Regions from separate parts of the Mus musculus genome. Here region 2 is linked to region 1. Evidence: chromatin loops called from intact Hi-C (ENCODE). Cell type or tissue: left cerebral cortex. All regions are shown on one strand. Links, peaks and the distances in the headings refer to the core of each region. The heading gives the core; the rest is flanking DNA.

What was found. Peaks named below come from ENCODE experiments on the same cell type or tissue, not always from the same donor. Only the 100,000 strongest peaks of a DNase experiment are listed, where the experiment ranks them.
Region 2: a loop joins it to region 1, with 2.0 times the contacts of the local background. A loop is called at or near these places in 2 of 42 quality-filtered maps.

The regions. Positions count from the first base shown.
Region 1 is chr6:13,833,129-13,838,625 of GRCm38, reverse strand. It overlaps Gpr85 (G protein-coupled receptor 85), which reads left to right. Exons shown (of 3, transcript NM_001330667.1): 2 at 1-66; 3 at 1,553-4,174. The coding sequence starts at 1,723. The coding sequence ends at 2,835. Among named protein-coding and RNA genes, the nearest start is that of Gpr85, 4.1 kb to the left of the region's middle. In left cerebral cortex, for the core only: a CTCF peak has its summit at 2,758; DNase peaks (open chromatin) are centred at 2,026, 2,499, 2,737, 3,778 and 2 more places; H3K4me3 peaks cover 2,500 bases; H3K27ac peaks cover 1,886 bases.
Region 2 is chr6:13,756,540-13,762,036 of GRCm38, reverse strand. No RefSeq gene overlaps it. Among named protein-coding and RNA genes, the nearest start is that of Gpr85, 81 kb to the left of the region's middle. In left cerebral cortex, for the core only: CTCF peaks have their summits at 2,688 and 2,888 (motif pointing left); a DNase peak (open chromatin) is centred at 2,879.

The sequences.
Region 1 (5,497 bases), core at 1,293-3,792:
GAAAAAAAAATCAGCAATTTATAGAAAGAAGAAGCTATAGTCTGTCGGGATATCCAACACCAACAGGTAGGAGGATATACTCTCGGTTAAGTTTGGGGGAGGGGGTTGCACCGTGCTGATGAAACTGCAGGTTCATCAGGATACAGCCCTCCCTGAGGGTTTTTTTTTTTTTTTTTTTTTTTTTTTGACAATAAACTGCATAATGGAAGTACATTCAGACAATGCATCTTCTAACGCTTATTGAGAATTCGGTTTCTGGAAACCTTTGCAAAGCTGAGGAATATGAGACTGCGAATCACGGAGAACCCTTCCCTTGCAGCACAGAAGCAATCTCTTCCCATCTTCGAGTATGTAATGCATATCTCTCTCTCTCTCTCTCTCTCTCTCTCTCTCTCTCTCTCTCTCTCTCTCTCTCTCTCTCTCCTTCCCTTCCTCCCTCCCTCTTTCCCTCCCTCCCTTCTTCCCCCTCCCTTCCCCCTCCCCCATCTCTGTTATAAATCCAGGGGTGGTGGATTTCAGGTTTCGTAATGTTGCATGATGCGATCGGTATTTACCCGGGGATGTACCGGTTGGGAAATTAACACCATCGGATGCAGTTCTGCCTGGGCTTCCATCAGCATATTCCAGGCAAGTGAGAAGTGGCAAAGGGAATAACAGAGGAAACTGATTTCCCTGGTGTGGCTCACTGGCACCTAGGAGACAATGTGCATTTTGTTTGAAAATAAAGCCACTTGTGATTTGCAACAGAGATTATCAGTGTAAATGAGAAAGGCTTAATTGCCTCGGAGATACCGTTTCATGCTATATTCATTTGAATATAAGGTTTACAAATGGAAGTGCATTATCCCTCTGGGTGTGTTTCCCTGGCCAGTATTTACATTTACCATTTTTAATAATCATGTAGCTTTAAAAGGGACAGGATTTTCCCAAAAGGGGGGTGGGGGTGGGGTAGGGAAAGAAAGACAAAAGATTAAATCACATTGAATCTCCGGATAGGTTTCTAGTCATTTTGAAGTCTGGTGTTAGAATTATGCTTCAATATTAATCAACAAATACTTTTATGCAGCATGTACAGGGGCACTTGACTCAAAAGCTATACATTTGCAGAGGATCTCTGCATGCATATGAGCTGAGAGGCTTCCTTTAAAATACTGATGGTATTACAGGAGCTCAGATAACTGTGGGGAGCCTGCTATCTGCCTCCTTTCAGCAACCTTGCAGATTCCATTGCAAAGCTGGGGGCTGGCATATTTTACAACTGTGGAACAATTTATTCCCTTCCCTCCTGAAGATGCCCAAATCTGACTGTATGGTGTCTAGAATAAGGACCCCGTTAAGTTTACCTAGTTTAGAGTACTGAAACAGTCAGTAAGTACTCTGACATCTCCAATTGCAGCTGAAGCAAACAGTACTGTTTAACATTGAAACTTTACTTGCTTCCTCATAAAGGAACAGCTTTGGGGCAGCACTGACATCATAACTTACCAACTGAAGAACTGATAGTTCTCTCTCTTTTTCTCTTCTTCTTTTTCTTCTTCTTCCTCTTCTTCAGATGTTCTGATGGCAAATCAAACGGAAGGCAAGAGGAAGCATGGCCACAGATCGGATCTGATCTCTTTGTGGATTACATTTTCAGTAAAATGTATGGATCTATCTTTTCCTTGTTCTTATATCTAGATCATGAGACTTGACTGAGGCTGTTTCCTTATCCTCCATCCATCTATGGCGAACTATAGCCATGCAGCCGACAACATTTTGCAAAATCTCTCGCCTCTAACAGCCTTTCTGAAACTGACTTCCCTGGGTTTCATAATAGGAGTCAGCGTTGTGGGCAACCTTCTGATCTCCATTTTGCTAGTGAAAGATAAGACCTTGCATAGAGCTCCTTACTACTTCCTGCTGGATCTGTGCTGCTCAGACATCCTCAGATCTGCAATTTGTTTTCCATTTGTATTCAACTCTGTCAAAAATGGCTCCACCTGGACTTACGGGACTCTGACTTGCAAAGTGATTGCCTTCCTGGGGGTTTTGTCCTGTTTCCACACTGCCTTCATGCTCTTCTGCATCAGCGTCACCAGATACTTAGCCATCGCCCATCACCGCTTCTATACAAAGAGGCTGACCTTTTGGACGTGTTTGGCTGTGATCTGCATGGTGTGGACTCTGTCCGTGGCCATGGCATTCCCCCCAGTTTTAGATGTAGGCACCTACTCCTTCATTAGGGAGGAGGATCAATGCACCTTCCAACACCGCTCCTTCAGGGCTAACGATTCCCTAGGATTTATGCTGCTCCTTGCTCTCATCCTCCTAGCCACACAGCTTGTCTACCTCAAGCTGATATTTTTTGTCCACGATCGAAGGAAAATGAAGCCAGTCCAGTTTGTAGCAGCAGTGAGTCAGAACTGGACCTTTCATGGCCCTGGAGCTAGCGGCCAGGCAGCTGCCAATTGGCTAGCAGGATTTGGAAGGGGTCCCACACCACCCACCTTGCTGGGCATCAGGCAAAATGCGAATACCACAGGCAGAAGGCGGCTATTGGTCTTGGATGAGTTCAAAATGGAGAAAAGAATCAGCAGAATGTTTTATATAATGACTTTCCTCTTCCTAACCTTGTGGGGTCCCTACCTGGTGGCCTGCTATTGGAGAGTTTTTGCACGAGGGCCTGTAGTACCAGGGGGATTTCTAACAGCCGCTGTCTGGATGAGTTTCGCCCAAGCAGGAATCAATCCCTTTGTCTGCATTTTCTCCAACAGGGAGCTGAGGCGCTGTTTCAGCACAACCCTTCTTTACTGCAGAAAATCCAGGTTACCAAGGGAACCTTACTGTGTTATATGAGGGAGCATCTGTAAATCTTTAGCCTTGTGAAACACTAACCCTCTCTGCTAAGCAATTGTGGCCTGTAGCCATGTCTGGAGAAGAAAACCAAGGATGGGAATCAGCAGTGACAAGGATTTGGGCAACATTCTGCAGTCTTTGCAATAGTTCACCTATAATCCTATTTTAAATCTCGGAGTGATCCTGCTGACTGCTGGCGAAGGTTTGTAATTAAGAAAGGACAGAACCACTGCCCTAAGTTTCTTTCTGTGGGTGAACACTAGATAACGAAAGTAGCAGGTGCTAAGTATCAGTGCTAAATGCTGTGTATATCATTACATATGAAAAAAAACTTCAAAAAACAATTAGCATTGGACATTTTAATAAATTAAGTTGACATGAGGTAAATGTGTTGATAAAAGCTAATTTTAGAAGTTTGAAGACTTTAAAACATTTCATACTATTTTTGTTTTGCAAAGACTACACTACTGGGGGACTTAACAGTACTGTAATTCTTAAAAGATGTGCCATGAATTATTGGGGTACACCACTTTAAACACGCCTTGTAAGTTTGGGGGAGCATTCCAAAGCAGTATATTGGTTCCAATTAGAGTTTACCTTTTTTGTATTAATATATTGCTATTTCTAAATACCACTTTCCTTCCCTACCAGTGAAATTGCTAGCATTGAACTGTATTATGTGTTTTTTGTTGATTCAGTAAAAAAAAAGAAAAAGAAAAAGTTTCCAGTTTGTTTCTATTTTACAAATGCTAGATATCTCTCTGGGAGGCAACATGAATGGAATCAACTGACCAGAGATGAGCAGTTCGAAAAATGCAGAATAAACACGTGTTGCCTTAAAGGGTTATCTAGTATCCTTCATCTTCTTTAGCAGTGGAGCAGTAGTCAAGAGGCAATGAATCAGTAACTGGTCCTGGCTGCTCATCGGGAAGTGCATGGAAGAGCATTGAATACTTGTCTAATGGTTTGGTTTGGAAATTAAGGTGCACACCATTAGTATAATGAGATTTTCTTCTGAGGTGTGCTGCCCATTCTAGTGGGGTCTAAGAAGCAGACAGTTGATATGTGTTTATACTGTATGTCAGCTGTCAGGGGCGCCCACAGCCTTCGTATGACATCTGGCATAACTTGTGAAGCATTTATTGTATGGAAGGCACAGTCTTCTTTATACTTTCTGCACATTCAGTGTATTGGTCCTTTAAATTATTTCAGTTTTAACTTGTGAAAGCTTATAATATGATTTCTGGTATTTTAGAAATACATTAGATTCTGTGAGTCTCATTCTTTAAGATACAGATGTGTGAACTTCAATATAAAGTTGCATTTGCCAAAATTTATCTGTGTAGCCTGTTAATTTTTGTGGAATAAATTTTACATATTTGGCATATAATTTTCTTTAATTTAGCATATAAGCACAAACTAGACAAATTTGCTTTATAATAATTTTATTTTTATAACTACTATATTTTGAAACTGAAAATATATGAATGATAGCAAAAAGCTGACTTAATATTTAAAAGCATTATTAAGCTTTTCAAATCCATTCCTTTATTTATTATTATATGCCATTAGTATTTACAAATGAATATATGTCTAATGGTTTGGTTTGGAATTTTAATATAATTATTGCATTTTAATGTATAGTAGAAATTTTGAGTTCTAAATCTATTGCTTTTAAGAAAGGCTTGTAGGCTCAGTATTACAAAGCCAGAGAAAGTTGCCATTAGTTCTATTGGATTTCCATAGTTTTGTTTGCTTCTGGAGGGATTTTGTTTGTTTGTTTTTCTTTTGTATAGGAAAAATAAGGTTAAGAACCTAGTAAAACAGGATTTCTCACTGATATAGTATTTATATAAACAGAATTTTAATATAAATAGAAAAAAAACAAATAACTGACAATTTCAATGTCTATGCAACTATAAAGTTTTTGCTCAAGCCATTATTAGTGAGCAGTCTAACCTCATTTCTACACCAAAGCTGATTTGATCTGGGACAAAATTGAATACACAGAGGTGAGGCGGATCCAGCAATAAAGGCTCCTTGTTGGTACTAGAACCATTACCAAAAACACAATAAAAACACGGTTACCAAAGCATGATCTGCTAACATATTTCCATCTCAAAATTTGCAGGAGAGACACATGACATTGATTATTTTCATGACGAACTTTGCTTAAAGGTTCAAATATCAATCAGAAATGTCAGCAATGATCTTGAGGCCAGCAAACTTGGGTTTCACCAACCCATACTTCCATTACTTAGATAAGTGAACAGGTGTGGATCAAGGGGATTGGTGATAGCACAAAAGAGAAAGACAAGTGATTTTGCCTGACTCCACCTAGCTACTTGGACTATAACTCAGTTTGGATTAGTGACTGGTCCCAGGAGGGGATTAGTGAACACAGTTAACTCTAGTGACTGTCTCTCTTGAACAACTTGAAATTTTCAGATGAAGGCTGAATCAGTGGATCAGTCACAGCCTCAGCTACCAATCAGGTTTTTAAGCCAGTAAATAATCGTAGTAATAAAAAAAAGTAAAAGTCTTCCCCAGGGTCTTTATGACAAAAAATTTTGCTATTTTGGTAACCCTTTCCGTAGTCAATAAAAACAGTTGGTAATTAATTCAACTTGAAAAGGTTACTAATCCTCAATCCATAAAAATA
Region 2 (5,497 bases), core at 1,939-4,438, 77 kb after region 1:
CAGAAATATTCCTTTCAAAAGGAAGAATAATGACAAAAAATGGAACAGAGATTTGAAGGAAGGACCAACCAAGGAATTACCCTACCTGGGGATACATCAAGTCTGCAGACACCAAACCCAACACTGTTGCCATGGTCAAGAGTCACTTGCGGACAATAACCAAGTGTGGTAGTTCCTGGAGAGGTCCAGCCAGCAACTGACCAATGTAGATATGTATGCTTGGAGTCAACCATCAGGCTGAACTCAGGGAACCTAGTGGGGGAGCTGGCAGAAAGACTGGAGGAACATAGGGAGATTTCAACTCCATTGGAAAAACAACATAGGCTGGCCTGATCACTCAGTTCTCCTAGAGACTAGACCACCAACCAAGGAGTATACCTGGAGGGATCTATGGCTCCAGATACATATATAGTAGAGGATGGCCTTGCCTGACAGCAACAGGAAGGGAGGCCCTTGTTCCTAGGCAAGTTTGGTGCCCTAGAGTAGGGGGATATTGGAGCAGTGGGGTGGGAGAGTGTGGGTGGGTGGGGGAGCACTATCACTAGGCAAAAGGGAGGGGAGAAGGCAGATGTGGGATGGGGGGGTGGTAGAGGGGTAAGGGGTAAGTGAAATATCATTGGATGGAGGGTTGGTGGAGGGAGTAACCAGGAAGTGAGATATCGTATGAGATATAAACTAATGGAATGATTAATAATAACAAAAGAGAAATAAATAAATAATTAATTAATAAAAACAAAGGTATGTACTGTAATTTGTATAAGTCATTAGACAAAGTTTCAAGGGACTATCGTTCTAGCTGGCTCTCAAGCTCTATACTTCCCCAGAGCCTATCAAAATAGAGAAACTTGAGCCTCATCCTTGAACGTTCTCAGTAGTGTCAGCGTTTAGCTTGAGCATTTATATTTGGAACAAGTTCCCAGGCAACAATGGTGAAGCTGGACAGCTAGCCTCTTGTGAAAACACAGATCTCTGTGAAGTAGTCTAAGAAGCGTTACAAAGCTCATCTTAAGATAAACATTACATCTTGAGCTTAATGGCAATTTAGTGCTATGTACATAGTGGGTTTCAGAAAATGTTTTTGCTCATTTATTTCTAAAATTGGAAATAAAACAAATTTCATTATAAGTTTTCTAGTAAGTTGATATATTTCCCCCTCATTTGTCAGTTCAGAGCAGTCTGAGACTGGGTCCTGGAGAGTACCAATTCACTAAGTAGCTTTGGTTATGAGAGAGTGCTACTCTAAATTTTCTTTTCATTTTGATTTGATTTGGTATTATATTTACTATAAATAATCACAGTCATCCTGGCTAAGATAGTATCATGGATAGTATACTTACTGAAACATCAATGAATTTTTGATTTTAAAGTTTTTAAGCATTATTCTGATATTAGATAATGATGTTTATAATAAACAGATCAAAGTTTAATTTTGGGGTTCAGAATATTACTAAATTGATGTTGTTAAAATCTTGAATGTGCCATCATTTTATTTTTTATTGTGGATATGGGTATATGCTAATGGTATGTTGGAGTGAGAGCATATGCATACTAATAGCACATGTGCAGAGGTGGGGGAGGGGCACTAGTCTCATCACATTCCACCTTGTTTGAGATGGTGTCTCTTGTTTGCTTGCTAGCTTACAAGCTCCCAGAGATGCTCCTGTCTCCATCTCCAGTGCTGCAGTAGGAACACTGCAGTGCAGACATCTGCCACACATTCAGCTGTACATGGACTCTAAGGGTCTGAACAAGGCTTACTGCTGTGCACTGTCTTAGCTACTTTTCTAACTCCATGAAAAGACATCATGATCAAGGAAACTTATAGAAGAAAAATTTAACTTGGGGCTCACCATTTTATAGGATTGGAGTCCATGACCATCTTGGTGGCAAGCATGGCCCCTAGGCAGGTGAACCTGGTACTGTAGCTGTACTTGAGAGCTCACATCTTGATCAACAAGACAAAGATGGCTAACTAGGAATGGTGTGGGCTTTTTAAACCTCAATGCCTGCCTTCAGTGACACATATCCTCAAAAAGGCCACACCTAATTCCTCCCCTGAAAAATCCCCATAATCTCAGGACCAAGTATTCAAAGTTATGAGCCCAAGGGGACCATTCTCCCCCAGCCCTTTTTGCTGTAATCCTATATATTATTATTATTATTATTATTATTATTATTACTATTATTATTACTATTATTGTTGTTGTTATCATTATTTATTATTAGCTCTAGCAACTTGTTCCTTCGGTTTTCACATCCAACATATATAATCAATCTATCTAATTGATGAAATAAAGTGAAATATTGAATTATTTCCAATCTTTACCAAATTTTGAAGGCTAATTGAAAAATGAGTAGGCCATGAAAAAATTCTTTCCTCCATCAATTTGTTATGGAATTCACATGACTCCCTCTGGTGGCAAATGTAGCAGTTTCTTTTTTTGTGTTTGTTTGTTTTGTTTTTGTTTTTTGAGAGAGAGAGAACTATTGATGCAAAGCTAATGAATTGGGGGGGGGGGGTGTAGGAGACTGTCTCTTCCCTCTTAAAACTACTCACAATCCAGTGTAATCATTGGAAGTTGCGACAAACTATCAATGGAGTCAATACAGAGATAAATAAATTCCTTCATTAAAAAATCATTCTGGAAGATATCAAATTGTTTATACATTCTTTTAACAGTCAAAGAAGAATTCAAGCAATTAATTAATGAAAATAATTTCCTCAAACCTGATCTTAAACCCTCTTTACAAAGTTCACTTATAATCAAATATAAGATTGTCTAAGGCCTATATCAACATCCAGAAAGTTTCCTGAGTTTAATACAAATAAGTCATTCTGAGATAATGCAAATTCTCCCTCTGCCACCTAGTGGAAGAGTAACCCAAGTCAGGTTATCTAACTTCTGCAAAATGTGAGCATTTTGTCTTAAAAACCACTGAGGATTAAACAAGACAATTTAAAGTCTAAGGGCTATGTTATAAAAAAAAATTGTCTATTGTAATGGATGTTATTTCAATTAACAATTTAAATTGAAAGACATTCACAAACTTGATTCTGCCATGTTTGCCCCTGAAAAAGGCTTCTTCAACCTCCTTGAGGTCTAAAGTCTTACTGGGCTGCTTCTAGTTGGATTCTAAGACAGCATCTGTCAGCACAGGCCTCAGACCCACCCTACAGAACCATACCCAGCTCCACATACCAGAAAAGTGGGATTTTCCTTGTGGATCCCAGTGCCAGGCCAGGAACTGTTGATCCATCATGTAGGCCAGCTTTACAGGTACAAGGTTCAGATTCACCCAGATGAACTCAAGACTTCAACTACCTTTGTGGACTTTAAATTGTGTGCCAGTTTCCTTAACTAAAAACCTATCCACCAATCTTAAAAGACCACCTTCATAGAAACTCCTCATGATTAGATAGAATAAAACAGTCTGTGAAAATTCAAATCAGTACATACATTTTCAAGCCTTTATATGCCAATGGATTGTTGTACCAATGCATAGGATGAAATGATTATGAATAGCAAGAGAAATGGGACATCACCAAAAGCACAAAATGAGGCTTCAACAACAGACTACAAAACAATAGAAATGTATAAACTTCAGACAAAAATACAAATAATTGTCATAAAGAAACTTAGTGGTTTACAAGAGAACTCAGATCAAGAAATAAGTGTAATAGAGAAAATAATATCAACCAAAAAAGTTTAATAAGGAGGTAAAAAATATTAAAATTTAAAGCTAAAAAATAGTGGTTAAAATAGTATACACTGTGATGGGTTTAAAAAAACAAACTCAAAAACAAGAGAAAAAAGAATGAGTAAACTCAATGAGAGCTTCTTTGAAATTTCCCAGTCAAAGGAAAAGAATTATAGATGAAGAAAACCTACTGAATGTGTGAGACACTATCAAGCAAAGCAATATATACATTATGAGTGTCCAAAAGGGAGCAGAGATAAAGAAACATAAAGTTTATTTAAAGAATTATTGGCAGAAAGCATGGAAAACTATACAAAGGACATGCAGATGCAAGATGTATAACAAAACCACAAATCAGAAACTATGAATAGATCTTCACCGACACATATTAAAATCAAAATTTCAAAAGTCAAAGAGAAAGGGTTTTGAACCCAGAATAAATAATACTTAATATTTGCAAAGGAATCTCAATATCATCATCTGTGGATTTTTTTTATCAAAAACATTACAGAAAAAAAAAAGTATGTCCAATGTAATTACCTGGCAAGCTTGCTTTCACAAAGGAAAGAGCCTTCCAGACCAATTAAAAAAAAAAAAAAAACTAAAAGATACCATTGCTACTAACCTGCCTTTTGTGAAATGAGATGACACTAAAGATTCAGAATCCTCTAATATTTTTGTGATAGTCACAAATCATTTAACTCTAAAGGATAAAAATATTATTAGAAGATAAAAATTACTAAAATCATGTATCTTATATATTAAGGTTAATTAGTAGCAAGGTTAATTAGTAACCTTGTGACATAACATAAAAGTTAGAAGAAAATATTTAGACTTATGAGAGAAGTTATCGACTTAAACAAACTTTTACAGTGATAAAGACATTTTATGTGAACTTAATGTAACTTTTAAAATCTCAAGTAGATAAATAAAGGAAAAGGAAAATAAAGTGTATATTATAAAAGCAATCACATTAAAAAAGGATAACATCAAAATAGGAATACTGAAACACAATAATTACATGCCTGTTACAAAACTGTTAAGAAAATGCAATGCTATGTCTTTTATCAGTTATTACATAGAAATATGTCACATTTACAAACCAATAGGTAGGTGTCCTTTAAAAGTCTATCTATATGCTACTTGAATGGACAGGGCCTGCACAGGTCTGTATCAGGTCCCTTATGTATATATTAGGGCTTCTAGGTTATTGTTTTTATGGAACTCAGGAGTATGCAAATGAGCACATTATCTAGCTCCTCTGCCTTTTCTTGGGCTTTCTTTCCTGCTATTTGCTTGTTTTGTCCAATTCTAATGTGTTAGTTTTTGTTTTGTCTATTTTATTTTATTTTATTTTATTTTATTTTATTTTATTTTATTTTGCTTTGTTTCATTATTATCCCTTAGAAAACTGTTTTGTTTTCCAATGAGAGATAGATGTGGAAGGGACAGGAAGTAGGGAAGAACTGGGAGTTATAGAGAGAGGAAACCATAATCAGGATATATTATATGAGGGGAAAAAACAAATTTTAATAAAAGAAAAAAATCGAGATATAGGCTTCTTTAAGTTTAAAGCTACACAGGGGATAAATAAAAGGATCCATTATCATTTCATTTATGTTGCTGTGATTAAAACAAATGTATTGGGGGCTTGAGAGATGGCTCAGCAGGTAAGAACACTGATAGCTCTTCCAAGGGTCTTGAGTTCAAATCCCAGCAACCACATGGTGGCTCACAACCACCTGTAATAAGATCTGACACCCTTTTCTGGTGTGTCTGAAGATAGCTACAGTGCCCT